Regions from separate parts of the Mus musculus genome. Here region 2 is linked to region 1. A link is a loop called in an ENCODE intact Hi-C map of the cell type or tissue named here. Cell type or tissue: gastrocnemius. All regions are shown on one strand. Links, peaks and the distances in the headings refer to the core of each region. The heading gives the core; the rest is flanking DNA. Region 1 has its middle 44 kb from the start of Gm19951. Region 2 holds the start of 1700064M15Rik (RIKEN cDNA 1700064M15 gene).

What was found. Hi-C counts contacts between places; a loop is a spot of excess contacts. Peaks named below come from ENCODE experiments on the same cell type or tissue, not always from the same donor. Only the 100,000 strongest peaks of a DNase experiment are listed, where the experiment ranks them.
Region 2: a loop joins it to region 1, with 2.6 times the contacts of the local background. A loop is called at or near these places in 5 of 42 quality-filtered maps.

The regions. Positions count from the first base shown.
Region 1 is chr12:99,678,981-99,694,998 of GRCm38, forward strand. It overlaps a transcript of Efcab11 not described here. Among named protein-coding and RNA genes, the nearest start is that of Gm19951, 44 kb to the left of the region's middle. In gastrocnemius, for the core only: a CTCF peak has its summit at 7,627; DNase peaks (open chromatin) are centred at 6,687 and 7,773; H3K4me3 peaks cover 820 bases; H3K27ac peaks cover 2,959 bases.
Region 2 is chr12:99,624,751-99,640,768 of GRCm38, forward strand. 1700064M15Rik (RIKEN cDNA 1700064M15 gene) reads right to left here and starts at 3,224. Exons shown (of 2, transcript NR_045288.2): 1 at 2,856-3,224; 2 at 1,303-1,578. In gastrocnemius, for the core only: no CTCF peak of the experiment used is centred there; a DNase peak (open chromatin) is centred at 3,850; H3K4me3 peaks cover 211 bases; H3K27ac peaks cover 531 bases.

The DNA of each region.
Region 1 (16,018 bases), core at 3,245-11,244:
ACTTATATATACTGATCATATCATCCACAAATAAAGATACTTTGACTTCTTCCTTTCCAATTTTATCTCTTTGATCTCCTTCCATTGTCTTATTGCTCCAGCAAAGATTTCAAGGACTGTCTTGAATACGTATGGAGAGTGGACAACTGACCAAACCAGCTCTGTCAGTCAATAGGTTCTCCAGTGCAGGAGTGAGGATGAAAAATAAAAAGACAATTAGACCACACTGTAGCCTGACCCCAGCCAGTTCTGAGGCTGAGGTGAGTTTACTTTTTCCCAATCTGCCTTTATACCACTTTAATTACATGCAAGTAGTAAGGTCAGTTCTAGGTTAAGGAACAAGCAAGACAAAAACCACAAATAGTCAAGGAACAAGAAAGGCAATACACAGAGTCCCATGATCACTCCCGTGATCCAAGGTTTCTAAGGGCTTATCAGGATGACCAAAATATCTGAGGCTACTTCCCTGTCCTAGCCCAAAATCAGATTCTTGCCCAAAGCCTACTCCTTTGTTCCACCCTAAAATTAGATTCCTGCCTGAACTTATTTCCTTGTCATGGCCCAAAGTCAGATTCCTGACTGAAACCCATTTCCTTGTTCTTGGCCAGTGTCAGATTCTTGCCAAGCGGCCCCCAAAGCTCTCCACAGACAACCTTGTCTTGTTCCTGATTTTAGTGTAATTGCTTTGAGTTTCTCTTCATTTAAGCTGATATTGCCTTTGGGTTTCCTGTAGACTATATGTATTCTGCTGAGGTTATACTACTGTATTCCTGTTCTCATCAGGACTTTTAACAGGGATGGGTGTTGGTTTCAGCAGCAGCCTTTTCTGCATCTAGTGAGATGATCATGTGGTTTGCCTTTCAGTCTGTTTATATGGTGGATTACATTTATTAATTTACATATGCTGAACCATCCCTGTGTTTCTGGGAACAATACTACTTGATCAGAATGATCTTTTTGATGTGTTCGTTGATTTGGATTGCAAGTATTTTATTGAGAAGTTTTGTATCTATGTTCATAAGGGAAATTGGTTCATAATTCTCTTTCTTTGTTGGTATTTATGTGGTCTGGGTACCAGGGTGACTGTGGCCTCTTAAAATGTTCCTTCTGTTTCTAGTTTTGTGGGATAATTTGAGGAGTATTGGCATTCACTCTTCTTTGAAAGTCTGGTAAAATATTGTGCTAAAACCATCTGCCCCTGGACCTGTTTTGGGGTGTGGGGAGGTTGGGAGACTTTTTTTTTTTTTAAGTTGCATAGCATGTAGAATTTATTCAACCCAGAGTAGCCAACAATTATGTTATTTTAAGATGTTTTTACATGATCACATTTTATTGATACTAATGTACATACTATGTAACAAAAATATGTGTTTATTATAAAATCTGAAAGAAAAATATCACTTTACAACAAAGCTAACTTGTTTTTATGTAACTATAGAGGACAGATACTGAAGATTAGGTTTAAAAATGGTTCTTCCCAACATAATATATATAATTTTTATTCACTTTACATCCCAATCGCTGTCCCTACTTCCAGTTTCCATACTACCATAGCCCCTCCTTCCATACCCCCTCCCCTTCTCCTATGAGAGATTGGAGGCACCCCTTGGGTATCCTGATACCCTGGCACATCAAGTCTTTGTAGGGCTAGAATCTTCTCCCACCAAGGCCAGACAAGACAGCCAAGTTAGGGGAACATATTCCACAGACAGGCAACAGCTTTAGGGATAGCTCCCATTCCAGTTGTTTGGGATCCACATGAAGACTGAGGTGGGCATATTCTACAGTTGTGCATGGAGGCCTAAGTCTAGCCCATGCTTGCTCTTTGGTTGTTGGTTCAGTCTTTGGGAGCCCCCAAAGGTCCAGGTTAGTTGACTCTGTTGGTCTTCCAATGAAGACCCTATCTCCTTGGGGCCCTCAGTCCTTCCTGGTTGGGAGACTTTTAATGACTGCTATTATTTCAGTGGGAGTTATAGATCTGTTTAAATTACTTATCTGACCTTAATTTAACTTTGGCAGATTGTATATATTAAGAAAATTATTCATTCTTTTAGATTTTCCAATTTAGTGGTTTACAGGTTTTTAAAGCATGTCTTTACAAACCTCTGGATTTCCTCAGTGTCTGTTGTTATGTTTCCCTTTTCATCTCTAATTTTAACTTAGATGTTCTCTTTCTGCCTTTTAGTTAATTTGGACAAGGGTTTATCTGTTTCTTTTAGACTCTCTAGTTTTGTGGAGTATAGGTTTTTAAAGTATTTCTTTATGATCTTTTGCATTTCCTCAGCATCTGTTGTTATGTCTCCTTTACACCTCTAACTTTGTTAATTTGGATATTCTTTCTCTGCCTTTTCATTAATTTGGATAAAGGTTTTCAAAACTTACTAATTTTTCTCAAAGAACTAATTCTGTTTCTTTCATCCTTTGTATTTTTGTTTTAAAAACTTTTGTGTTATGGATGGACCTGGTTCTGTCCTTGTGAACAGATCTCCTAGAATAAAAGAGCCAACCACTGGGTGAGTAGGAGGGACTTCCGGGTTGGATGGAGGAAGAGAGGAAGCAGGAGAGAGTTAGAGGGTTTTGGAGCAGGGACAGCATAAAGGGAGAGATGTAGCTGCTAGAGTATCCCAGTATCATGGCTGATCTGTCAGAATTTGCCACCAAAGGAATCAGATTTAATAGGGCTTACAAGATAAAGTTTTAGTTGTTGGGCCCAGAGCTTGAGTTACCATTGTTTCTGAGCTAAGTCTGTGTGGTGTTTTCCTTCAAGCAGTGGTTTGACTGGGTTCAGGAGAGAAAGGTACAGAGGCAAAGCGTGGGTTTGCCAGATGTGCACCACAAAGGCTGTGGGGGATTTGAAGCACGGGGTTGGCATGGTAACAACCAGCCAGTGGGAACCTAGCGAGCTGGGTGGAGAGATTGTGGAATTCTGAGTCAGAGTCTCCATGAGATAAAAACAGGTCAGCCATTGCCAGACTGCCGGGGGGCCCAGAGTTGCTGGCACAACTGTGGGAATGTGCTGGTTCCATTTTTTAATATTTCCCACAACATCTTTGTTTCCATGTTATTGATCTCAGACCTGAGTTTGATTATTTCTTGCCATTTATTCCCTTTGAGTGTGATTTCTTCTTTTTGTTCTAGAGCTTTTAGGTGTGCTGTTAAGTTACCAGTATGAGATCTCTCCATTTTGCTTTTTAATGTGGGTACTTAGTGCTATGTGATCTTGCTTCTTAAGCACTGCTTTCAATGTCCCACGAGTTTGGATATGCTCTACATTCATTCTCATCTAACTTTAGAAAGTCTTTAATTTCCTTATTATTTTCTGACTTGATCCATCTTTCATTCAGTAGTGAGTTGTTTAGTTTCCATGAGTTTGTCAGCTTTCTGTTATTTCTTGAGATCCAATTTTAATTCATGGTTGTCAGATAGGATGCAGGGTATTGCTTCAATTTTCTTGTATGTGTAGAGATTTACTTTGTGTCCAAGTATGCCCTCAGCTTTTGAGAAAGTTCCAGGAGTTGCTGTTTCAACATTTTAAAGTTAGTTTAAATTGAGGATTGAACCCAGGGCCTCTTGCTGGTGATGGAACCTAAGACTTTAGACATTCTAGTCAAGTTCACCCCTGCTGAGGTACAACCTCAGCTCGCCAATATTTTTTTAAAAATAAATGAAACACTGTTAGTCTTGTTGACTACAAAGAGGTAAGCCCTAATCAGTTTAAATGATCCTTCTAGAACATTTATATGTTTTTGTACATATATAAAATAGTTGTGTAGGTTTGTATATGTGGTTCATGCCCATATGTGGTAAGTAGTATCATACTTCATATATCACGACTTCTGAAAGTTTCTCACTTACAACCCCTTTCCATGTAAAAAAAAAATTGTGGGATTCCCTGGCACACCAGTATGCCAAATAGGTGTGCAATCAAATATTTATTTGATATAAATCATAAAGAAATTTATTTTAAAATCTATCTTTAAAAAAAAAAGTCTCCTGGGGAGCTTTAGTAGTGGCTCCGAGGTTAAGAATGCCTGCTGTTCTTCCAGGACTCATTCAGTTCCCAACATTCACTTTGGGTGGCTCACATCTGCCTGCACCTCTAGTTCCATGGGACCCCAGTCGCCTTTCTGCTTTTTTGACTTCTGCAAACACACACACACACACACACACACACACACACACACACACAGAGAGAGAGAGAGAGAGGGGGGGGGGGACAGAAGCAGAGAAAAATAATGAAGTATTAGAAGAAATTAAAAAATAATGACTCTTTTGTGTACTTATGATTTTACCATTTATTAAAGGAAAAAGCAGATTTTCGAAGTGGCGAGACAGACATGATTGTTTATTTTCTTATAAAGAATTAAATCTTGGCTGAATATCTGATACCTCAGGTCAAAGAGCACTTTCAGTATTTTTCAGGGTAGAGCAATATTTTGATATTATAAGTCAACTGTTGAGAATGTTATTTTGCATAAACACACAGCTCAAGGGGGCAGACCTCCGTTCACTACCATTGCAGGATTACTGCAGAGTCTGTTCTTATCCAAGCACAAATCCACTCAATGACTTTCAGTAAAACTCAAGTCAGCATCGCAAATAGTGATTTTTAAAATCAAACATTCTAACATAACAAAATGCAAAAAATCTATGCAAAAATGCTATGTGTGGTATGATGGTAGAAAGGTATTAAATGCCATTGTTTTCCATGATTTAAACATTATGTTTCAATAAAAGTAAGAAGCTTTGTACAGGATAACTGACACAACTCATCACAGACAGTCTCAAGTTGGAGCTAAGATGTTTCCAACAGTGTTGGCTGGTTTGCAGCTGGCTGGTGTACACAATACAAAGCGTGCATACACACCATGTGTCAGGACTCAAAGCTACAGTGAAGTCACCCCATGCTTCAGACTTGTTACATGGTTCATTTTAAATTAATTGTTGGTCACTTCGCATTGAGAAATCTTCACCGTTATAGCGCTTCCCGACCCCTTTCCCCATTCAGTGAAGTGATGCCACACGGGGCTGTGACCCACAGTTACAACCTTAATGTGTCACGTGCATTCTGCACGGCTTTGCTTTCTGAGATGTAGGCTAAGGTTTCCCATGGAGCCCACTGGCTCCTAGAAGAACAGTGTTAGAGTTAAACTGTCTCTTCGTGAAATTCGCAGACTAAAGTCTTAACTCCAGTGCAGTGGTTCTCAGTGTTCCTAATGCTGAGACCTTTTAATACAGTTCCTCATGTCGTGGGGACCCCTCAATTATAAAGTTATTTTTGTTGCTACTTCATAACTGTAATTTTGCTACTGTTATGAATCATAATATAAACATTTTTGGAGATGAAAGTCTGCCAGGGGGTCACGAACTACAGGTTGAAAACCACTGCCTTAGTTCCTCAGTATCTGGAGATAGGGTTTTTAAAGGTTTCTTCGTTAAAAGGTCACCAGAATAGACCCTAACTAGCTGGTGTATGTAAAAGAATGAAATCTTAGGACAGAACACGCACAGAGAAAGACTGAGAAGGCACGGTGTGGCCATCCGCAAGCCAAGAGGCCTCAGAAGAAACAAACCACCCTGTTAACTGCTGGCCTAGGATTCTAGACTGTGAGAAATTTGTAACTTGTTACAGTGACCCCTAGAAAACTGCACTAGAAAACTATTACAGGCAGCCATTACGTCCACAGAAGTCAGATACCAGAGTATTTTTTTTCTCACCATAGTGCACATTGAGATAAGAACTAGGCATAGATATGCATCTGTGCACATGTGTGAGACTACCCCTGGGGGAATGCTCACACTAGAAAATGCTACGTCATTAGGATTTGGGTTTTCAAATTTATGGGATGCTGCCGAAATGCTCTCAAACATGGCTACATCAAGTTCCACCCTCCACAGCAGGGGAAGGAAATAGCAGCTCCCTCACAACCTTGCCTACATTTGATATTTTCAAACTTAAAAAATTTCTGCCAGCGTGGTTGGGGAAAAAAATCCTCATTATATTAACCGCAATTCCCTAATTATGTCTGAAGTCAAATATTTGAATATGTTTATGTATTCATATTTACATTCTATACATTTTTGGTTCACAGCCATCACCTATTTTTCCTTTGTGTTGAAGAGTTTGTTTTTTTTTTTTTCTACCTAATCTGTAGGGATTACCTACTTTCTTGATAATAATCCTGCCTGCTAGGTATTCTGTGAATACCTTTGCTGGGGCTACAGCGTGTCTCTTAATCTTATTCATTAAGGGTTTTAATTAGGTATAATCAGACACGGACCCATTAATAGTTTGCTTTTCTTTAATGCTGTCTTAAAGAAAACCCTTTCTCGGCAAAAATTCATGAAGCTGTTGCCTTATCATTTATTCTAATAGTTTGGAATTTTTTTCCCATTTAGATCTTCATTTCTATGATGTAAAAAGGTAGGGATTTTTTTTTTTCTTCTCCATTTGAAGGCGAATTGGCCCAACATTTATTGAAATACCAACTACTCACTTCAGGCTTAAAACAAAGTCCGGTGCCCCTCCCCTCCGTCCAAGAGCATCTCATTTTAAGTGGTGTGTTTTCTGAATTACCACAATGTATTAGGAGGAAACTGTACCACTTGGTGGGTGAGCAAGTTGGCCTAAATGGATATTTGGAGATGAGCCAAGCAAATGCTACGGGTACCTGCCAAGACCTGGTTTTGATGTTGGAAGAGCTGACCTGAAGACATTCGTCACAGTCACTGACTAGCAGGGCCAGGCGTCTTCTGAGGCTACCGTCTCAGTAAACTGCCAGTGGCCATGGAGAGAAGACTTGTTCTTCCTTGTTTCCCTCAAGGGAATATGCTTCCTGTTCTCCAGAGCAGTGGCCCCTGCGTAGAAATCTCCGGAATCATATGCTGAAGCCAGCCATAAAGTCAGTCTCCTCTGGAGGACAGGGGCAGGATGCCGGTTCTTGGCATCTCTTAATGTCTCAGCCTGTGTCTATATTACTCACCAGAAACAATAATCACTCATGTGAGTGGAGTGGGGAGCAAGTAGGTGAAACTCCCAATATAACAAACGAGTACTCCATTTAGACAGGTAGGAAATCGTGGTGCTGGGGGAGGGGGACCCCTAATCTGCCTAGGAGGAAACATCTGGAGATTTCCTTTCGGAGGGGGGTTGGAGGTTGGTATTGTACTTATCTATTTATTTGAATAATTTAGATCATTGGTTTTCAAATATTTCCTAGCCACAGAACACTACTTAAACTAGGTCTCTTTCAGGACAACACTGAAAACAGGCAAAATAAGAATATCCTGTTTAAAACTGCCAGGAGGCCCCTGTGCAATTTCCTGTTAAAAACCTACGCTTAAAGCCCATGTATATGAGATCCGGAAGGCATTGGAATTCTCCTTTGCAATCGTATACCTGACTCCAAAATTCATACTGCTATTGACCCTACTCCTTCCAACACTTGCTGTTTTCTAGGCTTTGGAGCAGACACTGAGAAAGAGGAGGATGGCTTGGAGATAGGAAACTCTAAGCACAAGTCTGAATTCTGAATGGCAGACCGTTGACTGTCAGGGAAGGCAGGGAGGATACAGGGTGGTGGGTAGGCAGTTTGTGGAGAGATTCATGGGGCATCTGCTGGCTGTAGCAGGTGCTGAAACTGGAGAGGCAGGCAAGACTAGTTATTATTGCCCGGTGGACCTTTCTAAGTTTAGATTTGGAAGTCCACGGGGAAGGGTGCAAGGATTTGAAGCAGGAGACTGACATGGTCTTATTTGTGTATCAAAAGAATCCCTTTGGCCAAAGCATGTGTTGAAACAGGACACGGCTGAGCCAGGAGGACGGCATGAGATCATCCCCTCCACCCACGGAGGAGTTGAATGAGGTCATCTGACAGTAAGCTGTTGGTGGAAAGGAGGTAGAGGTGTGACTATGACAGAATGGTTGTTGGAGGGAGGAGGAAAATGGAAGTGACTATGATTCCTGACATTTTAAACTGTGTAACTAGTGCCATTCAATAAAGCAAGGGAGACAGGATAAAGGGTTGGGGCAATAGCTGATTAGCATCCATTGGGGGACATTTTGTTTGATGTGCCTCTAAGGCAACAAGACAGAACTGTCCAATCATCAACTTCGGAGCCCAGGATGGGCATGTGAGATGGAGGAGGAGGCATGGAAGCCATCCTCTGCAAAGAGGGTAGTGGTCAAGAAGCCCTCAGGAGGACAGCAATGGAGAAGTCAGGAGAAGGGGCCCATGAAATAGGCTGAGGTGGCTCAACGAAAAGGAGGAGGGAGCCAGGGAAGTGGGGGTCACAGAGGCAAAGGTGGGGCTTGTGAAGAGGGGGTGTTATCAGCAGGAACAAGTGCCGTTCAGATCACAAGAAGGCAAGGCCCAGAAGATCCATGGAGCACACACACCCGGGGTCTACCGGGATGGATCACAGGGGTTTGAGCTGAGAGTGCTGTGTGCCAGGACTTGGGTAGTGAATGGGCAGTGATGGTCTGTCTGCTCCCTAAGGCCTGCGGCAATGGAGGAGGTGTGAATGCCTAGGGTAGCAGTTCTCAACCCGGATGTTGCAACCCCTTTACGGGTCGAAGGGTCCCTTTCACAGGGATTGCATATCAGATATCCTGCATATCAGATATTTACATTATGATTCATGACAGTAGCAAAATTACAGTTATGAAGTAGCAGCAAAAATAATTTTATGGTGGTGTGAGGGGATTGTCACCACAACATGAAGGAGTGTATTAAAGGGTCGCAGTGTTAGGAAGGTTGAGAACCACAGTCCTGGAAGAAACATTGCTTCCATGCTGAGAAGAGTGACAGGCAGGAACCAGTTAGACCAGCAACTTCCAATTCCAGCTGAACCCTAAAAGCATCTTTGGAATTTTTCTTTTACTATCAAAACCTGTAGATGTAGATTCAACTGGTCCATGGTAGAGCATGAGCAAGCATACATTTTTTAAGAGTGTAGTATTCTCCTTATTCCTTCCACCCACTTTGTTTGTTTCTTTGTGGTGATGCTGAGGATAGAACTCTCATTGAATTATACCCTTAACCAAGCCATTCCCCACATGGATCAAGAAAAGACTGATGTAGGTGGTTATGGTAGTTTAAATAAGAAATGCCTCCCAATGGTTCGTATATTTAAAAACTTGCTCCTCAGTTGTTGATGCTGTTTGGGGGAGCTTATGAAACCTCTGGGATGTGCAGCCTTGGTGGAGGAATTACGTCACTAGGGGCGGGCTTTGAGGGTTTATAGCTCTGCTTCACTACTTCTTTTTTTTTCCATTCTAATCTTTAATCATAAGTATGGACTGCTGACATTCCATGTAGGAGTATCACAGCTAATATTATATATTTTTTATTTTAATTTTTAAATTTTTTTATGGAGCAAAAATGTATTTTTATTAGATATTTACTTTATTTACATTTCAGATGTTGTTCCCTTTCCTGGTTTCCCCTCCAAAAACCCCTATTTCCTTCCCCCTTCCCTTGCTCACCAACCCACCCACACCCAGTTCCTGGCCCTGGCATTCCCCTACACCAGGGCATAGAGCCTTCACAGGACCAAGGGCCTTTCCTCCCATTGATGACTGACTAGGCCATCCTCTGCTACATATGCAGCTGGAGCCACAAGTCCCACCATTTGTACTCTTTGGTTGATGGTTTAGTCCCTGGGAGCTCTGGGGGTACTGGTTAGTTCATATTGTTCCTCCTATGGGGCTGCAAACCCCTTCGGCTACTTGGGTCCTTTCTCTAGCTCCTTCCTTGGGGACCCTGTGCCCAGTCCAATGGTAGGCTGTGAGGATCCACCTCTGTATTTGTCAGGCCCTGGTGGAGCCTCTCAGGAGACAGCTATAACCTGCTTCACTTCTTGTTTATTCTCTTTGCTTCTCCTGTGCAAGTCAAACATGACCAGCCAGGTTCCTTCTCTGACTGCCTTCATTGGACAACCTTCCAGCCATTATGGCCTCTCCCTCCGGAACTGAGACCAAAATAAACTGTGTCTCCTACAAGTTGATTTTGGTTATGGTGTTTCATCTCAGCAACAGAAAAGTGATGGATACCGTGGCAATGGGAGGGGTCAGATGAGGTCAAAGAAGAGCTTAGCAAAGGGAAAGAGGCTAGGAAATACTTATGCCTCTCTGCGGACCCCACTCTTTTAGGGAGCTGCCTGGAAGTTGAGGAAAGAGCAAAACACGTGTTCTTCATTGACAGAGTAGCAAATGACACTGAGATTCCCAGAACATTAGGACATCATCTGCAAGTCATTCGGAGGGCACTGCTGTCTGGGAATTCTGTGTCCCCCACCAGAGACCCAGGCATCTGACCCTGTTTTACCTCAACACAACCTGCCAATGATGATGGCCTCAGACTCTGCTGACAGACTCTCTAAGAAGCCTTCTCTTCTCCTGCTTCAGCCACGGGTCCCTCAATCTCTCAGACACAGCCAGGGCCTCTTCTGCCTGGCATGAGTCATGGGGTCCATACCCACGGCCTGTTAGGATTACTTCCTGCCTGGGCTTTTGGGGTAGCTCTCCATACCTTCCCATAAATGTGCTCAAACTGTGCCTGAATTCGACATGCTTCTCAGATCCACCATGAGGAAGGTGAGAAAAATCTTTTTTCTTTCCTCACAAGGACTAATTCCCAAATACTAATATTAGGTGCTATGGGTTTATTTATTTATTTATTTATTTATTTATTTATTCAAGATGAAAAGTTGAATTCCATTTGAAAGTAGTTTCCTTTCTAACATAGATCACTAGCTTTGAGACATGTGGACGCTACCAAGCCTGTGGACTTCAGGATTTATTCCCTTTCTTAAGCGAGTGTTTATGGTTGGGCTCTGAAGTGTTCCCAGGAGGTTCCTGTGTTAAAGCCGTGGTCTGCAGCTGATAGTGCTCATAAGAAGTGATTGAATCACAAGGGTAGTAAGTTTATCAGTGGGTTTACCAGTCACAGCTGAACTATCTATTAGGAAGTAGGGTTTGGTCTAAGGAATTCTAAGTTAGTTTATATTGCTCTCTCTCCTTCTGGACTAGCATGAGGTGAGGCGTTTATCTCCCCCCCCCCCCCCACACACCATAACGGTGCTTTACCACAGCTTGGAAGGGATGGAACCTTGCTATCAAGGACCGGGATCTCTCAAACCATGAGCCAAGATAAGCATTGCTCCTTTGAGTTGTTTTTCTTGGGTATTTGTCACAACATTGAAGAGTGGACCAATACAGCACACATCTTACAACCCCTGGGCTTTCGCATCTATGTAACTATCCTCCAAATATTGCCTACCTTTCAGAAGTCTGTGAAAGGTTGTATTAGACAATCATGCAAAGCCCTAGGCACACTGACCAGAGCATGATAAGCATAGGTCAGTGATACTTACAACAGTAATTACTAATCATTAGTGTTGTAAAAAATATTTAATCTCAGTCAGGGGCTTCTACTCCACCATTCAGTTCCCAGATAAAAGACACACAACCGTCATATTTATAATAAGCCTTAATCAGCACCAGAGCAGGGCAGATATCTGCCCTCTGTGCTTTTAGAATCCATTTCCCCACCAATAACCCCATTTTATAATTTCCCATGTTCCACCTGGGCAGCTCCTAACTCCAATTGGCCAGCCTCATGGCCATGTTGTTATGATTCACCTACCCCATGGCAGCTTCCTCCACTCTCCGCCTTCTTCCTTCCCTCCTTGAGGCTCTCCTTTGACCCCCAAGGCTGGGAACCCCAAGCCCCACCTATGTCTCTTCTGCCCAACTATTAACTGTCAGTATCTTTATTTAACCAATAGTTTTAAATTAAGGAGGAAGGTCACATTGTATGTGTGGATTCTCTCATCCCTTGGGGCAACTAGGCCTTGGGGGCCAGTATTTAGCATTATAATACATAGCAAAAGACCAAGCCTTAACACATTAATATTATTATGTATATAATTATATATTAAATATAATATTACATTTATATTATTATTATTATTATTATTATTATTATTATTATTATATTTAAAAATACAACTTAAGTTGGCACAGGTTTTTTAGTTGCTGGGATACTGTATGGCTTTTGTGTGAAGCTGTGTGGAAACAGTTTTCACTTCTTTTGCTTTGAAATTCTGTTTCGTTCCTTGTTCCCTCCTTTCCTCTGCCAAGTCCAGGTGTGTTGGTCCCAACAGACCTTACAATGTGCGTGAAAGGACTTGTGGATAAATCAAAAATTAATGAAAATGGGTTCGTGGATTTCAAAGACAGGGTATATGGGAGGGCTTAGGGGAGGTAAGTGGAGTGGGGTGATGTAATATAGAATAATCTCAAAAATAAAAGATACGTATTTTTGTAAGCGTGTTGACTTTGCTGAGTATTGGCTGTATACCAGGCAAGAGGCGACCTACCACAGAGTAGCAGATGCATGGATCCAAACCCATCAACTCTGAGATCAGTTTCGATACCCACCTACAGTGTCTACTTGTGACACTGCATCTTGGAGTGACTCTCCGGCTTCGAACAAGTATAGAACTTGTCCTTAGAGGGTGGGGCTGCATTCTTTCCAACCTTCCTTTCTGTTATCTCATTTCATTTTATTTTATCTCTGTCCATTTGGCTTTTTTTCTTCTACATGATTCTTCATATATATATATATGTGTGTGTGTGTGTGTGTGTGTGTGTGTGTGTGTGTGTAACATGTGCTTAACCTAGGAAATATAGAAAAACAAAGATGTGACGAAAGAACATGTTGTATTCAATCTTGGTGTTCCTCTTTCCAGAACATCCCTTCCTTTCTCCTTCCTTCTTTCCCTCTTTTTTTTTTTTTTTTATGGAAATAAAACTATATAAGCTAAAAGCAGTGGTTACCAGTCAGAGCAATTGTGCTTTCAGGAGGCCATTTAACAATGTTTATAAATATTGTGCCTTACCAAAGGTGGTAAGCATCCGGCAATGCACAGGATAGTCCCACCCCCATTACACAATCCCACCCCTCAACATCCTTTCTAGCACTAAATGCCAAAACAGCCAAGGCTAGGAGGTTCTGGATTAGACCAGGGCCCAGAGCATTATAGCCACTCCCCATCCTCTACCCATTCCCATTGATTGGCTTTATAAATAAAGTTTTATTGTAATGCAACAACATCTATTCGTTTACCCACAGCCTTTGGTTGTCTTTGCCCTACAAAGCAGTTGAGTAGTTGTCGAGACACTACGTTGCCACAATGCCAAAATAAACTTGAGCAGTAGATGAAATTTTAATTATTCAATTATCCACATTTAAAAAAATCGTAAAGAAACAGGAGACATTAATTTTAACAAGAGTAACATATAATTTCTACCTGGCAATCAATGAACATTATTAATGAGCTACTTCACTTCCTTTGTCTTCCTCTTGTTAGGCTGTCATTTTCAGCACATCTCAATTTGTCCTAACCACATGTGAAGCTCTCCTGTGATGAGCCGCTAAAGTATTGGACAGAAACACCGTAAGTGCTCTCTCTGTCTCTCGGTCTGTCTGTCTGTCTGTCTGCCTGCCTGTCTGTCTGTCTCTCTCTCTCTGTATTTTATCATTAGACAAATTTAAATTTAAATATATTTTTATCATATTCTTCCCTTCTCCAAGTCCTTCCAGATCCTTTCTCCCTTCTTACCCACCCAACTTTAAGTTTCAAAAAACAAAAGTGCAATTCAACAAAACCTTAGAAATCAAGGAAACAAAATAAAACAACACTCAAAAATAAAGAAAACAAACAAACAAACAAACAAACAAAAACAATAAAACTGTAACCAAATAAAAGTACAAAACCAAGTGGAGTCCATTATATGTTGGTCAACTCTTCCTGAACATAAGACCTGCCCTGGAGTGGCTGCTTCACTGGGAAAATCCGGTTTTCCCTCTCCCAGCAGGTATAAACAACAGTTACGTTGATAACATAAGCGGGTTTTCTCTTAGTGTGAATACATCTTCTCGTGCCCCCTGAATATTTGTATATTACTTTTATTTGTCTCTGTTTATTTAGAAGACCCCTACTTTCTGGACATTTATATTGCTTCTGCGTTCCATAATTATGGGTCATGCCGCATCCTTACGTAAAACCTCACACTTTATTGTTTGTGTTGCTGTTGTAAACAACCACGACCGAGAGCAGCTTGGGAAGGAAAGGGTTCATGCACCTTAGAGCTTGTAGGCCATCATCCAGGGACGTCTGGGCAGGAACTCCAGGCAGGAACCTAGAAGCAGGAGCTGATGCAGAGACCACGGATGAGTGCTGCTTACTGTTTTTCCCTCATGGTTTGCTCTTGTAGTTCCCAAGAGGTCCTCCCACATCAATCATCAATCAAGAAAACCCACCACAAGCTTTTCCGCAGGTCAATCAGATAGCAACATTTTCTCAATGGAAGTTTCCTCTCTCAAAATGACCCTAGTGTCAAGTTGACATAAAACAAGCCGAAACACTCATCTTTTATTTTTTTTCTTTAGGAGAGATTTCATGATATGGGTCAAAGAACACAGACACATTTTTTTTTTTATAAGCTTTGAAAATATATCATTCAGTATATTTTCCTTTCAAGATGGCTAGGGGCATTCAGTGAGTTAGAATACATGACTGGCCTAAGGAATACAAGAGAAGTTAACAAAGTTGGAACAGTGTCCCTGGCACACCAAGGTGCCTAGCAGGCCTCATGCTTTATCATCTTACTCTTCCATCTTAGTCCCCAGCAGCTCTTCCTACTGCAGACTGCTGTTAGCAATGTTCAAGAACGCCTATTTCATGTGCGTGTACCATGATGCTATGGTTCTCACAGCCCTTGCAAATTTCACATACTAAATAGGGTTTTTGTTACTGTTTGTTCAATCTGACCAAAGAACATAATTTCCTTATATTTAGGATTAATTTCTGTTTTAAATACTTTTTATTTTTGAAAATAAAATATAATTGCATCTTTTCTCCCTCTCTTTCCTCATTCCAACCCTCCCGACGTTACCCTACCCCCTCCCCTTTGCTAATTTTTTACCAGCTCAATCAATATCCACATGTACTGGAGTTGAGCCATTTTTCACTTGTTCATGACAATTAGCAACCATTTGTATCAGTCAACTGTAACAAATGAGCCTGACATCCCAGTGGCATACAAACCAGTATCTATGTCTCACTCATATGTGACACTCCAAGCTGAGTACCTGTGAGGACACGCTACTCCTCTGGGAGATAGAAAAGAACGAGCAAGAGAGAGGCTTTCTGTAGCCTCTCCTGCCTGTACAGTCTCTTTAGCTCACATCTCATTAACCAGGTTATGGTGCCAAATCCAGCCTCAGTGGGGCAGAGAAGAGACATGCCAAGTTACAAATCCTGCCTGGTGACAGACAGGAATTGAAGTATGAGACAAATGACTGGGTGTCATTTGTTCAAGCACAGCACCATCTTCTCCACCAGTTTAAGTCAACCCAGTTGAGAGAAAGAGGTTGTGCACATCCACCCACCTGAAGCCAGGATCCGCCCCCTGCATGGTTCCCCGTGGTTCTTAGAAGGATGTGATGTCTCCTGACTCCTAAGGGAACGGGTGACACAGGATGGGCTGAATGTCGTCCCATGTACTCTAAGAACAAATGAGGGCACACACACTCTACTTAGGACATATCACCCCAGTCAACATCAAGCAACACACACACACACACACACACACACACACACACACACACACACACAGGCTGAAGGGGAGGCCAGGGCCACATGCACAGTAGGCAAGGGCTCCATCACTGAATCACAGCCCGTAAGGCCATAATCTTAATTCTTTTGGTGACTGCTGTAATGGATCTCTTAGAACAAGGATGGGCTTTCTGTCTTAGCTGCACTGCCTGTGAGACCAGTAGATGCTAGTAGTCATCACCATCACCTTCATCATCACCAGCAGCAGCAGCAGCAGAAAGAGCATAGTTGCCACCTTTACCTCCCCTACTTTCAAAGGCTGAGACAACGATCATGCTCTTAGGCCCAGCCCATAGCTTCCTGATTGGCCAAAGGCACACCGTGCTACAGG
Region 2 (16,018 bases), core at 3,548-11,547, 54 kb before region 1:
CTCCTCCTTCTTTCCAAAGATTTATTTATTTTATGTATGTGAGTACACCACCATTGCTCTCTTCAGACACACAAGAGGGCATCAGACCCCATTATAGATGGTTGTGAGCCACCATGTGGTTGCTGGGAATTGAACTCAGGACCTCTGGAAGAGCAGTCAGTGCTCTTAACCACGGAGCCATCTCTCCATCCCTGGGAGCATCTTCTAATGCCAGAAACATCTGCATGGTACCATGGTCAAGAGAGCTAAGTATGGGGTGGGGGGCTGGAGCTAAGTATGGGATGGCTCCGTGGTTAAGAGCACTGACAGCTCTCCCAGAGGTCCTGAGTTCAATTCCCAGCAACCACATGGTATCTCACAACCATCTATTATGGGATCCAGTACCCTCTTCTGGTGTGTCTGAAGACAGCTACAGTGTGCTCATATAAATAAAATAAATAAATCTTTTTAAAAGAGAGAGGGAGCGCTAAGTATGAGCTCAGCAAGAATACTGCACATTTTGTGGGAACAGGAGCGTGTCTGAGGTGACAAGATAAGCGTTTTGCTTTATTTCGTTGCACTATCTGAGAGGTGAAACGGGAAGCAGGAAGGTATATAGGCAAATGAATGAAAGTCGAGAAATCTGGGAAAACGAAGAAAGGTTAAGCAGTTCATATTAGGATAAGCCTCTGAAAGATGAAAGCTGTGTAGATAAGGCAAAGAGCGAGTTTAGAACGGGATTAGATAGGAGGCCAGTAGGCTGCAGTAATGATAAGATACTTAGCACTGAAGGTTGCTGGTGATTTGAGGAAGAGGGAAGGAGAATGTGAGAAAGGATCCAATGTTTGATAAATATTAGGTTCCCAAGGAAACAATAACTATAAATGATAAGACAGGAACCTTGCAATCCTGAAGTCAACTTTGACAGCTGCCAGCAGTTCGTTTCCACGTCAGGAAACTATGTAGACCATCTAGTGAGGTCCTCTGAGTTGTCGATTGTTAATAAAATAGGACATGCATAAATCCTGTGGGCTCCCCTGAACTGACAGTTGGGCTAACTAAGATGTACAACTCAGCTTTCATCTGAAAAATTAAAAACAAACAAACAAACACCCCCCCAAAACCCAAAAACACCCCAAAACAACAACAATAACAACATCTAACCCAGCAGTTAAAGAGCTGATCTGGGTAATTCTAATTGCCAAACACTTGCAGACACTTTCCAATATCCTGCAGTCAAGTTTTCTGGGCCCATACCAATGTATAACCTTTGTGAGAAAGAGCTGTGGGATAATGAATGAACAGTCAGAGAGATGGCGAGAATTACCAAAGAGAAAACATTAACAAGGGCTAATTTAATGATAACATTCACTGTCGTTTCAACAATCAACATATTTAAACCAGCAAATCCGAAGTCGATTCACTGATTCACCCTTTCCATGAAAAATTTATCAAGTATACATAGTAGCGTAGGTTGGTTATTTTTCTCCTCCAATACTAGCTAAACAGGAGACTGTTGTTTTCAGATGCTTGGTTGCGCTTTCAGAATTAATCTTCTCCCCTCCACCATGTAAATGATACTGCTCTTCTGTTTTGACCCTGAAAGGAGAAAATGACTAAGAGTCAGAGAATAGCTATGCATGTGTCCATACACCTTGTTTCATAGCTAGACACGGTGGTGCATTCCTGTGGAGTAGGAGAGCAGGAGAGTTCAAGGCTAGCCTTGGCTACACAGCAATTTCTTAAAACTGTGCTCTTTTTTGTTATTGTTGTTGTTTTAGACGTTGTCTAGCTGTGTAGACCAGGCTGACCTCCAACCTGCAGTGGACTTCCTGCTTCTGCCTCCCCACAGTGTTACAGTTACAGGCATGTTCCACCATATCTGGCTATACTTTAAAAACTCAGTCACCGACATCAGCCATCACTGTGTGTGGGTACAGATGCACCTGGGCCTGCGTCCTCTCCTTCCATCTTTATATGGCTTCCAGGGGTCCTACTGACTTGTCTGGCTCGCACGGCAAATACCTTTACCTGCTGAGTCATTTCATCTGCGTCCCCATAAATACTTTTTATATGATCATCTCACCAGCTACAAACTAAAAAAATCGGTAAAAAGTAGTTTTTAAAAGCGATTACTCTGACAAAGCGATGGGTAAGAAAGTTGCAAGTGAATGATCCTTCGGAGTGGAAAAGGTTAGCTGTAAATATTCTTTTGAAATATACCGTGAAGGATTTTCACTTTGAGATTAGGGCTGTTCATGCCTCCAGGTTCAAGTGTTGCTCAATCAGCAAGGTGCTCAATTCCCGGTGATTGCTGCTCGGGTTTCTTGTTGATCGAGAATATGCATAATCTCAGCCCAGAGACATTTACCATAAAAATGAATCTAAGAAATAGGCTTTCATTTAAATTTTCCAGTTGCAGTGGATCGAGGAAAATATATGCAGAACATTAAGATGTGAAAAGCTCTGATTCAAACAAGACCAAAGAGGCTGCTTCACTATGTCCCTAACGTTGTGTTCGAATTTAGATGGCAAGCTTTTCCTGTTCAGAGCCCTTGTCAATTTGATTAAAATCACAAACACGTGACTGACTCCGCCTCAGTTAAAAATACTCTCAAGCCAGAGAATGAGCTTTGTATATGCGAGTGGCTTCTCCTGCCCTAGCGAGACTATTGCCCTAGCAAGGGGCGGAGTGGGGTGGTGTAAACGGTTTAAATTTTAAAACCTCTAACCGGATTCTCCGGGTGAAGCCCACTGCAGATTGCCAGTCCGGATTCAGAATCCAGTATACGGACATTTTCGATTTTAAAATGGCCCTTAAGAAATGGATCATTTATTTCAACGTTGTTTTCGAAGACAGAATTTGGAAGCCTCACCGTTTTCTGCATATACTCTTTCTTAGACTTAAAAAAAAAAAAGTCTTTCAGGAGAAAACATTTGCGTAAAAGAAGCACAGCCTCAAGGCCGCTGGTGTGTGCGCGTGAGGGAGCGCGCACGCACGTTTCTGCCGAGTTTAGACATTGCCGGGAAGATCAACTCGGTCCCCAGGAACTGAAAGTCTCCAAGCCGTGACCCGCCCCCGTAGACGTGGACCGGAGCACGGGATCCGGCTACGCCGGAGGGGCGACTCGGTGGCTGGGCCATTCTGGGCGAGCTGGGGCTGCCGCCGGGCCGCCCACACGGGGCTCAGGGCCCGAGCTTCTCGCAGAAGCCGCCAGCATCAGGCGCGGCGGCTGCGCTGCCATGGCAACCATGGCCTGCCGGTCCCCGCTCTCGGGCGCCGGCGCTCCAAGCCCGGCGGGGCGGGGCGGGCGTTGCTAGGAGACCTGCAGCGGGCGTCCGCCTCCGCGGCGCGGTCTCTGGGCTTCCACCCTTCACCTACTTCTGCCTGGTGGTGACTGAGGTGGGGGGTGGAGGTGGGGGTAGGGTTGACGGCCACGTGGTGGCCCAGTGTCTCAGAGCTTCTTCCTTTGGAGAGAGTCGCCCCTTCCTGGCCCTCATGAGGTCCACTTTCCTTGACCCAGGAGCAATGTGGCCCTTTCTGGGGAGGAAACACCTCTGTTTTGTTTCCTCTCCCCTCCCTCCTCGTCTGTCCTCACTTGATCTGATTTAAAAGTCCCTAAAGTCCCTGGAAGGCTTCCTAACCCACTGTTCTTTCCTCTCTAGCCGGATCCATGTCTTGCGTTCAACCAGGAGATGTGCAAAGCACTTTCTGTATGTCATCTAATTCTTTTAAATAAAAATCTTATGATATAGAGGTTAGTTAATTCATTTAACATAAAGTGTAGCCAAGGTCAAACAGCTGGGTGGATGGGACAGGATACTCATGAGGTCCAGTTTTTTTAGATTGCTCAAATTTCCCCCTAGGCTGCCTCTTGGCTAGACCCCCATTCTCTCTGCTGTCCAAGCACGCATACCCACACCAACTGGGACATGCTGTCTGGAACAAGGTCTGACAAGAGGATTGAGAACTTGAAATCAGAGATGGCCAAAATACCTTTGGACAAACGGTTTACACTGGGATGCATCCCTGATAATTTGCAGATGTCCCTGTCTGTAAAGTACTCCTGGCACAATGAGAAACTCGAAATTCTTAGTAAAGAGAGAAAATGGTAACCAAAGACTGACTCGCTGGTTGTGGTTATCCCGTGTTGGGGTAGATCCTTGGAAGGAGGGGTGTAAAAAATTGTTTTCTACTAAACTATGTCCACAAAGTTTACCTATTTATCATTTATTTATTTTTCCTAGGGAACTGTTGGGTTGTCATGGATATGTGTGCAAGCTATTTATTAAGGAAGTGCTTCCAGCAGAAACTATTATAGGGGGAGTGGTGAGGAGCCAAGCTAAAGAGTAATAATTTAAGGTGAAGATCCAGCCACAGCTTGACCCAAAGCATCCATTTCACAGCAAGGGTATCCCTTGTACAACCATTGTTAGTTTTCTCTCTCCCTCACCCCAGCCCCGCCTCCATCCCTGCAGCCATCTTTGGCTGCATGGAACCTTGTGAGCATAAACACCTAGTGTTCTGGGACCTTGGCTGGGCCAGGATGAATTAACTATTGTAAAATAAAGAAAGGAAGTCCTCTGTCGGAAGTTGGAAGTCCGAGATGTGAGCAGTAAAGCATCTAAACACTCGGGGGCTGGGTGGGACCTGGCAGGATGGGAAGAGACTACCTATAGCACCCATTACAGTCTATCTCGCCACCCCCACCCCTCCACCCCACAAGGTAAGTCTATTCCACTCTGCCACAAATTATTCAAGGTTCTAACTGGTGACAGATTTAGTGAGATTAAACCATAGCCACTGATTCTACAGTTGGTCCAAAGCAATAACTAATATCGATCTACCCAATTACTATCGTCTTCTAAGAGCCCTCTGCTAAGCCAGGTGGCTCAGTCTGACTGAGCCAACACTGAGCTCGGTTGACCAAGTGAGCCGACACCGATTCCTTGAGAAATCAGAGCTCTTTGCAACCATGTCTCCGTTACACAGTGGTTGCTCCAACTGGCTTATTTTGAGTTCAGCCTGGGTATGGAGGAAGCTAGTATCACCCTGGTGGTTTAGCTGAGTATCAGCATCTGCCTTCCTGTCCCTTCATGTGTCAGTAGTCCTGCCTCCTCCTCAGGGTTGGTTTCTTCTGACAGTATGGTAACCAGTCTCTGCTTTCAGAGTGCAAAATGGGCTGTAGCTCTTAATTGGATTTCCTTACACATCCCTTAGTACAAAACACCTCCCTCAATGAACTAGAGCCTTGTAAGGAAGAGGAGCATACAGCCTCCAGGAGGACCACTGGGAGCGACAGTGAGCCAGGCTGCCCTTGTCCTTAAGGCCCAGGTATCCAACTCAGTGGAAACGCTAAATAGGAGCGAGTGGCTTTAGGCATATACTGCATCCTGAAGGATGGTGCCTTGTGTTAGTCTCAGTGCTGGGATAAAGTGCCGGACAGAACAACTGAAGCGTGCAGTTTGACAGTCCTGTTGGTCATAGTGGGGAAAGCATAGCAGTGGGGGCATGAAGAGGAAGCCACATGGCCTTTGTAGTCAGGGATCAGCGGATTGGGGGTGGGAGGAGCTGGATTCCAGGGTCTACCTTCCGTCCTTATTCAGTTTGAGATTCCAGTCTGTGTGATGCTGCCACTGCTGACATTCAGAACGGGTCTTCCTCAGTTGAATAGCTCTGGAAGCCACTTGAACCCACGCCCGGAGATGTGTCCGCTAGGTGAGTCTAAATACAATTGGAATGACTATGAAGATTAAATATCACAATCCCAACCCAAACACATTGATTTTTAACTACAATATCAGCTCCCCCACCCCATCCTGTAGGTTTACGGCCATCTCAAAGCAAAATGCAGTAATTCTGGCATCAGAGTCCCTGTGGTCTTAACAGTTCAATACTCTTGCCCACTTGGGAGGCAGAGGCATGTGGATCTGTGTGAGTTCCAGGTCAGCCAGGTCTACATAGAAGTTTCATGCAGACCCTTTCTCCAAAAAAAAAAAAAAAAAAAAAAAAAGTCAGTAGTTTTCACCTTCACAACTCCCTGCAATGCCTCTCAGGGTTTCTTTGTAGAAAACCCAACCCTGACACATTACCTGGCCTTAACAGCCATCTGAAACCTCAGTACCTCGGTACAAACAAAAGTCTAGATCCCAACACCTATAGCCTAGCCCCCTTCTTTCACAGTTAAAGTGGCCTACCACACCTTGGAAGTTGATCTGGAAAAATGTCTGCTTAGGCAATTGTTTGACATAGCAGGTAGTTACTTCAGTGTGTTCTCATTTCACGCGCTCTCTTTTCAAATAAATCTGCATTGCCAAAGGTTGGCACGGCCTGTGGATGAGGTCTGGTCCTTAGTGCACTTTCCTATTATCCTATAAGCTGAGGGTCTCTCTTAATTGCATCTGCTTTCTCTGAGGTTTCCTTGACTATACCTTTAAACTTGTTCACACTCTTCCTCACCAAATGGCACTTTTTTAAAAAAAAATCTGTCTTATTTGGCTGCTCTCCGTCCTTGAAAATATGGATAAGTGCTAAGACCAGAAGCCATGCGACAGTTTCATGCTATGCTGTCTTATATTTTCTTTCTCTACAGCTTTTGAATTCAGTTTCTGTCAAGTTCTCAGGTCCCAGGTAAACAGAGCCAGGTTCCTTGTCAGAACATAACATGAACCACCTCTAGCTCAGTTCCCAATATCGTCCTTCCTTGTTGCCCTCTGAGACCTCGTGAGCAGGCTTACACCAACTATCTGCATTTTGCTTGTGGTTCTGGTCTTCCAAACCAGAAGGTTCCACTAAGTTCTTCTTATAGATTATAGGGTTTCTTTAGCTACAACTTCAAACTTTCAATATGCCCCACTCTCATTGGGTATAGTTTGTAACTTAGCATCTGAATCTCTAAAAAGTGGTCACAATTTATTAGTCTAGAAGCCGCTAAAATGTTTGGTATGTGGTGTGAACAGTGGATCTCAGCGTCTCATGTCACCAGTAACTCCTTTCTCAAGAAAAATGGACTAAAGGTGATGAGATTGGTTAGGCATGTTGAGTCCTGTTATTGTTGGACTTTAGAGTTGATTCAGTCCAGTCAGAGAAAAATGCTACCCTTTCCAAAGTGAAAGAGTGTAGTCAACTCACCACCAAGTTTCTGTTTGTTTGAATGTTTGTTTGTTTGTTTGTTTGTTTGTTTTCTCCAGGAATGGTACTACTGTACTCCAGACACAGAGTCAGTTTCTGAGGTTGATCATTAGGACACTAACATTCAGCAGGACAGTATCTAAGTTGGCTTTGGTGCATTTAGGCATGGCCTATGTTTCTATCACTGGAGCTACTACCATCCTGGGTTTGTCTGGGGTCACCGAGGAGAAAGGCTAGCCAATGCTTCCTAGAGGAGTCATCCTACTGATTGCTGAGAGCTTCTTGTGCAGCGAATACCAGGATTAATATGCAGTGTCTACCATGCTCACTCCGGTAGGTATTTCCCCCTATGAACCGCTGTTCTCCATCTTCCGATGTGTTCCTCTGGTCCCATGACAAATCAATGCAGTCTATCACTACTTCTGAGTCCCTTACTTACAACCACTTCCTTCTCCATACAAAGTGGATGGTCAGCAAGCCTGAAGCTCTGTTAAAATGATTGATTTCCATTGGTCTCAGAGATACCTCTCAGGGGGTCAAGATCTGGAAGTAATCCATTTTCAGTTTGCACCAATATAGTGAGCTAACCGATTTCTGAACCTAGCCTGAAATGTACTCTCGTCAGCTGGCCCTGTGAAGCCATAGCAGTGTTCAGGTGAGGACTTACAGTGGGTAGAAGGCAGCTCCTCATGCAGCTTACGTGGCTGCTCTGAACCTGCACTTCTTCTCAGTGACAGTCTTTATAGTAGCTATTTCCTCCGCATTCCCAAAAGCCAGTGTGTCTCTTTCCATTAAACCCTAATACAGTTTAAAGATGTATTTATGTGTATGTATATGTATATGTATGTATGTGTGTGTATGTATATATGTGTGTATATATGTGTGTATATGTATGTATGTGTGTATATGTATGTATGTGTGTATATGTATGTATGTATGTGTGTATATATATGTGTGTGTGTATATATGTGTGTATGTATGTATGTATATATATATGTGTGTGTATGTACATATGTATGTGTGTATGTATGTATGTGTGTATATGTGTGTGTGTATGTATGTATATATGTTAAGTATGTGTGTATATGTATGTATGTGTGTATGTATATATGTGTGTATATATATATATGTATGTATGTATATATGTATGTACGTATGTGTGTATATATGTATGTATGTATATGTATGTATGTGTGTATGTATATATGTGTACATATGTGTGTGTATGTATGTGTGTATATGTATGTATGTATGAACATACATACGTATGCCTGTATGAGTATACATGCATCACATTCATGTAGTGCCCCTAGAGGTCAATGGAGGACATCTGAACCCTGGAATTGGAGTTACCGACAGCTGTGGGTACCCAGATGTGGGTGTGATAGGAAGCCAATTCCTCTCCTCTTTGAGAGCACTGAGTGTTCTTCACTGCTGAGCCATCTCTCCAGTCCCTCCGAATACAATTTTCCCAGGGTGGAAGTTTTAGTAACCGATGAGACGGATACAGAATCCCAGGAAGGTTCGTAAAGAATCTTCTTTGTTGATGTTTTATCTTACAGTACTAATTAGATATTTTCAGACATGCTTTAACATTTAGGTAAAATAGATTATTATGTAAACCTTTTATATAAAATAAAGATAAGACATGCTTCTGACAATTTGTTTAAAAAAAGCTACTAAATGTCACCCACCGCCAGGGATGACCCTGTTTTCTTTTGATTAGCACATAAGCAACGTCTTGGATTCCTTCTTTGAAGTCAAGTTCCTAGTACCATGTGGAACCATCTCTTTCGGGAAGGATTCCCGTGACAAACTGTGAGAATTGTTGTCTTCCTGGAATTTATCAAGCAACTTAGGAGAAACTGGTAAGGGGAGAGGAAAAAAACAGAATAGAAACAAAAATAGCCGATGTAGTCTCCTTGGCTACTATTTCGAAAATACTACCATTGTGGTTTGTGGGCAACCCGAGGCACAGGCTGGAGATGAGCCACCCTCAGACCTCTAATCCACACGATCTCCGAGTACCAAGCCACAGATTGTTCCAGCCTACGAGTGGAACAGTGTTATGTGGCAGATAGACATTCTGCTGCTGGACTACGGACTTTAGCCCGTGCCCTCGAGTGTGGTGTAGCTGTGTTCGGCTCTTATCACCCTGTAGAATATCTTATCCATCTGGGAATCTCCCTGTGTCACTGAGGATGTTGCCCTTCCTATGTCAGCCCAGAAGGAAATGATCCCTAAGTAGGAACTCCAGTTAACAACCAGGCACTTATGACAAGAGCAACCATAAAAATTGATGGAGCCCTTCACATCGACAGGGCTTAATCTAGGCCCTTTAAAAACCTTATTTACCAATTGTTACAATGACATCAGGTGGGTTCTTTGGGGACTTTACTTTCAACAAGAGACTTGGGGCTTCTTGAAACCACATAAGTCTTGCCAAGGGTTAACATTTGTCATGGACCAACTGGTGTTCCAGCCTTGCCCGTCTTGGCTTCAGAGCTAGTTCAGTCCCTTAGACCCGAGAAGACATGGAGATTGATACAGTGCAAGTGGTACCCTTTTTTTTTTAAGCACCATTAAGAAGCCCAACTTAGCCGGGCGGTGGTGGTGCACGCTTTTAATCCCAGCACTTGGGAGGCAGAGGCAGGCGGATTTCAGAGTTCAAGGCCAGCCTGGTCTACAAAGTGAGTTCCAGGACAGCCAGGGCTATGCAGAGAAACCCTGTCTCGAAAAACCAAAAACCAAAAACCAAAAAAAAAAAAAAAAAAAAAAAAAGAAAGAAAAGAAAAAAGAAGTCCAACTTATCAGCTACTTGTGAGCGGTTGGGAGATAAGATTATACTTGACACTAAATCCCACTTTTGATATTAAAAACATAGGTATGGATGGAGCCTTAAAAAGTTGGTTGAGGGTTTGGAGAGATGGCTCAGTAGATAAGAACACTTGCCCAAATTCAGATTTCAAGCACTCAGGTAAAAAGCCATGGCAGATGTGCTTGTAATCCTGGGGCTGCTGTAGACAGAGGCAGGAGGATAGCTGGAGTTTGCTGACTGCCAGCCTAACTCCAGGTTCAATGAGAAACCCTGTCTCAAGGCCATGAGGTGGGGATTTGAGAACAAGACACTGTGATGGTCCTACATAAGCGCCTGGGTGAATGCACTGGAATATACACAATTGCATACACCACATATTCACGCACACACCCACAAGACTCAGCGACTGACTGACTCAATGACGGAATGAATGATTGACTGAATGAATGAAATGCCTTTAGCAGGGTGTAGAACAAAAAAGAGAGTAAATAGAATCTTCTACTCCTTGAATTACTGCAGCAGAGCCACCCACCTTGGCCATAGATATAGTCACCTTGAATATTATAATTCTCTCTGGTACTTACCTAATAGCATGAGTCAGGAAATATGACATGCTTTTCTTAGAGTTGAGAGATGAAATAATTAATTCATAAGAGGCAAGTGAAGTGTAAAGCAGCTATTATCCCTAACAAGTGTGCCTTTTCCTATTGGCCTGTACATCCATGCACACACTGGGAACCCTTCAAATGTATCCAATTCTGCATTTGTTGCTGTTTGTCACCTACAGGGATAAGAGGGGTCATATAATGGGCTTCAGTTCAAAGAATGTGCTTGCTTGTGTAGGCAAATAGCCGTCTAAACCGTTTAAAATAACAAGTTGCTTAACACCATAAATCAAGGGAAGTTGTTTTCAAGTGTGGGAACATTGTCCCTCATTAGGCACGCCTATACAAGTACAGGTAATGAAAGATGGCTTCTCCCAGGCCTGAGTGCCAGGTACCTTCAGCTATGTCACAGTCCCATTCAGAGTAACGGACAAAGCTGGTCTCATTCTGATCATATTTCAGGAACTAGGGTCAGGATACAGATTTGATTTGCTAATGGCTTTTATGATAAGTTGACATTTTAAAAAATTATTCTTTTGTGTGTATGATATGTTTATGTATGTGTGAGCATGAGTGTGCCAATGCACACATGTGATATATGATTTATGGAGGGTACTATGTGATTTGTGGAGGCTAAGGGGCCACTGTGTGGACACAGTACTTTTCTTACATCATGTACGAGTTCTGGGAATCAACTCCTGTTGCCGGGTTTGCGTGCCAACTGTTTTACCCATAGAGTCACCTTGACTATGTTCTGGCTGTGGGTTTTTTTTTTTTCTTTTGAAAGAGAATATCACTCTTCAGCCCCTACATAGGCCAGGCTAGCCTCAAACTCACAGAGATCCTCCTGCTTCCATAAAGATGTGTACCATCACGACTGGCCTTGTTCTGGTCTCATAAAAGATCATGTCTATATGGTAGAATCCTACTGATGAATGACCAGGCTAGTCATCACTGATGACAGCAAACTCATACACTAGACTGTTCCTTTGTCCCCTAGAAGGACATGGTATAACTTAGCTTCATTTTCTTCATTTGTTTTTTAAGGTTTATTTAATTTTCATTTATAAGTCTCTCTGTGTGCCTGTGTATATGCATATATATATGCAGATGCCTGCAGGGGCCAGAAGAGGGCTCTGCGAGCTTGTAGGTCCTCTGTGAGAGCAACAAGCACTGTTAACTGCTGAGCCATCTCTCTACTCCCTCGACTTCATTTTCATAGCTTCTCCCGTGCCTTTCTCCTCTCTTCTGCTGACATCTTGCCTATGACACATGAAGCAGATCACACCATGTCCCAACTGCAGAAGCAATCTCTGCACATGAGGATAGTAAGCTTTTCCATTCCTTAGGGTACCAGAGGGTAGCAAGGCCCTCTCTAGTTCACAGATGGCACTGGCTCACTATGTTCTTTCTCCCTCCCCCTCCCCCTCCCCCTCCCCCTCCCCCTTTCCCTCTCTATTTCTCTCTCTCTTTTGTTTTTTTGAGACAGGGTTTCTCTGTGTAGCCCTGGCTGTCCTGGAACTCACTCTGTAGACCAGGCTAGCCTCGAACTCAGAAATCTGCCTGCCTCTGCCTCCCACTGTGTTCTCACAAGGTGGAAAAGATAAGGCTGTTTCTGGAGACTCTTTTATAAGACAATTCTCTCATCTACCTGCTGTCATTACTCAGGGCTCTTCTCCTGCCGTCCGTCACGCTGGTGGTTAGGTTTGAACAATGAATTTGGTAGGGATGCAAGCATGCAGGGCCTTTCATTACTACCAAGTCCAAACAGCTGGCGTGTGGTCATTACCTGGATGATCTCACCGAGTTTAGGTGTGAGACCCGGAAGGAATCTCATAGGTCATCTAGTGCGGTGGTCCTCAGCCTTCCTGATGCTGTGACCCTTTAATACCATTCCTCACGTCCTGGTGACTCTCCAACCATATTCTTGTTGTTGCTTCATAACTATAATTTTATTACTGTTATGAATCGTAACGAAAATGTTTGTGTTTTCTGATGATCTTAGGTGACCCCTGTGAAAGGATCATTTGACCCTCAAAGGGATCGTGACCCACAGGCTGAGAACTGCTAGTAACCTCTCTTTATTTTTACAAACTGTAGAGGAGGGCAGTGGGACGAGTACCACTTTCACTCACTGCCACAGAGGCAGAACTGAGACCTAAGAGTTGGTCTTCTTTACAAGGTGGGTATTGTCCATCACTGCAGGAGGTTGCTGTAAAGTCTTGTGCATTGGGACACCAGGTGTTCTACTGTGTCTTCCAAGGCCAACCTCTTAATGAGTGAGCCAGTCATTAAGCTACTGTTTAGTGATCCACTGTCCTCGGCTGAGTAGTTCGAATCCTAGTGCCTAGGCAGGATCAGAAAATGTCCTTGGTTCTGTCCCTACTAGAGGCTGAGAGTGACAGAAAGGAGTTCTGACTTCCTGTGTTCTCTCCTTCTACCTGAACGATCACCCTCCCTGGAGATTGTAGCTGAGGGTGTGACCCAAACTCCAGTCCAGGCATTGCCATCCCTTTTGGTAGAGGGCTTTGGTGTGGCTCTTCATTATAGTCTTAACGGTGATGCTGGACTCTTTGGGTCTTGAGTGTCTCACATGTTCTCTGAAGCCCCTATCCCTGTAAGGGTCTGAAAAAATCGCTGAAGGAAGACTCTAGAGTCAAATGGCACGCAAAGACAAAGAGCGTTTATTCTGCAGAAACAACCAGCATGCAGTAGTCAACCATTCCTCCAAATGGTGACCCCAGACAAAGATGCACAGGCCTTCTTACAGGGAACCAGGGGAACTCTCGAGTAGGATTAGGCAATCTCTAACGTGATTGGTAGAGGCCAAAGTGGTGACATCAGTATAATTTTGATTGGCTACTATGTTAGTTCTTTGATATTTACAGAGTGGGTTAGGTAATCTAAAATTTCATTGGTGGGTGCTGGGGAGGTCACAGGGGTCGGCTCCTGACTGGCTTGTGCCAAGTGGTCAGTGGTCTGTATTCCTATGTCATGACCGGTTAACCACAGGATGAGATAGAACTGTCCAGCACAGATGGCCCATCCTGAGATAAGATATTTTTCCATTCTCGTGGTTATCTCCAGGCTGTTCTATGGGAGGGGGTTTTATGACCTTATTTCTGGAATTTCTGGTCTGTTCCTGGAGCTGGTCACCTATGGCTTGGTTCCTGGAATTTACAGTCTGTTCCTGGGGCTGGTGACTTGTGGCCTAGTTCATGGGACTGCTGGCTCTCTTTCTGACATCAGGCCTGGTCCTAAAATGGAGAAAAATGGGTTTGATGCTGTCCTTTAAATCTCCAGCCCTGCTGTGACCTCTACTGCTGACCATGCCCACGTTCTTGGATCCACATTCACACAGACATAACTTTCCCCCTCTCCTTCATCTCCCTTCTCTTGCCAGCTGCCCAGACCCACAGCCCCTGCACGACTGCTTTCCTCCTAAACCCTAATAAACTTGACCTTGAGATTTCTTCTGAGTTCCTTTCTAAGACTAAGATCCCAAGAGGGAGCCCCAGTCTCCCTCTTAGCAATGAACTCATTGTGAAGTTTCTTCCTGCAGCAAAGTCAAGGATCTCAGCTTCTGGGCTGGAGAAATGGTTCAGGAGTTCAGAGTACTTGGGGCTCTTTGGGGAACCAGGGTTTGATTCCCAGTGCCCACAAAGAAGCAAGCAACCTTCTGTAATTCTAGTGCCAGAAGATCTGATGCCCTCTTCTGGCCTCCTTAAGGCACCCCCAAGCATGTGGTGCACATACATACATACATACATAACAAGCATATACATATATATAATCCAAGCTTCATCCAGAGAAAGGTCTCTGGAAAGGATTCAGGTTGCTATGGGTATCAGTGTGGAACTGTGTCTCCTGCTCCTGTCCCACTCCCACAGTCATCATGAGAGCACAAATTCTTCACAAAACCACCACACTGACCTCTGGCTGACTGGGGTCTAAGTCAGTCTAAGACAGTGCTTCTCAGCCTTCCTAAATGCTGTGACCATTTAACACCGTTCCTCACGTTGTGGTGACTCATGTTATAAGATTGTGTTTGTTGCTACTTCATGACTGTAATTTTGCTACCATTATGAATCATAATGTAAATCTCTGTGTTTTCTTATAATCTTAGGTGACCTTTGGGAAAGGGTAGTTCAACTCATAAATGGGTCACGATCCACAGGTTGAGAAACACTGGCCTAGGAGGGGCTAACTGGACACTACAAGTGCTCTCAGGACTTAAAAGCCCTCATTCACTATGCATGTCCTATCTGTTCAGGGCAGAAACCTCTATGGAAAGAAAGTCGAGGTGTGTGTGTGTGTGTGTGTGTGTGTGTGTGTGTGTGTGTGTGTATGTGTATGTGTGGTGTGAATGCACACCCTCCTCGCCCCCCCCACCACCACAGAGCAACTTTTGACATTCAGCAAGCATATTTTCAAATTAATTTATTTTCTCTCCTATACATAAGTGATAACGATAGTAATATAAAATTAAAGATTACAAGGCACCAAATATTGATCAAGATGCTGCAGATATAACAACGCTCTGCGTTACAGGTAAGCATCTAAATCCTACAAAAATTAAGAAATGTGCACAGCATGGCACAGCATGGCACAGCCAGTAAGTGGAGAGCTTTCCACTCAGCCAGCTCTTTAACAGTCTGGAAAATCGGTATTCAGAGAGCTGTGTCCCAAGTGACTACTGCGGACATTCTGAGTAGCCCAGCAACACAGTGACCTAATCACCCCTCCCCCACGAAGATGGAAATGTGGATTGAGAAGGTTCCTAATAGACTCACTGGTGGCTCCTCCGCAAAGCCCCGAGCGCCACCAACCCCACAGCAACTGCTTTGCCAGGCAGTTGGGGGCCATTGCCAGTTCGGAACAGCAGAAAGGCATGTTCAAAGTTGCGCTTTTGGAAAATTAATCTGGCTGCAGTCTGGAAGATAGGCTGTCTTTTCTCAGCCTAACAGTACCCGTTGTATGGTCCTACTGCGACTCCAGCAAGTGGCAGAGTAGAGTTGTGCTCTGTGTCTTTGTAACTACTGTGCCTGGGGCCCAAGTTCCCTAAGCCAGACCGCCTAAAGCTGAGGAAAGGCCTTTGCCCATCCCCACATGCTCCCTTTCTTCAGAATGGGCACCCACTGTGCTAAGCACCTCAAGGCTCCCAGCACTTCCTCTTGTTTTTAACCCTCCGTGGGGGCCCCTTCTCAACAGGAGACTGTTCTTTTAAATTGAAGTTACCCTGAAAAGTCAAATCCCACCAGCAGCTGGAGTGGGTAGGGCTGCTGTACATCCTGTTGGGGGGCAGAAACCACAATGTTATTTATACCCGAAGCTCTTTATTCATGGTGCTTTACAAAACACAAAAGGGGCAGTCCCCTGTCTTAGGGAGCCAACAGACCACAGACACACATGAAACAACAGAGAATAACCAACCCCTCCTCTCGGCTACAGAATACCGACTCCCGCTAGTGCAGTCCCCTCCAC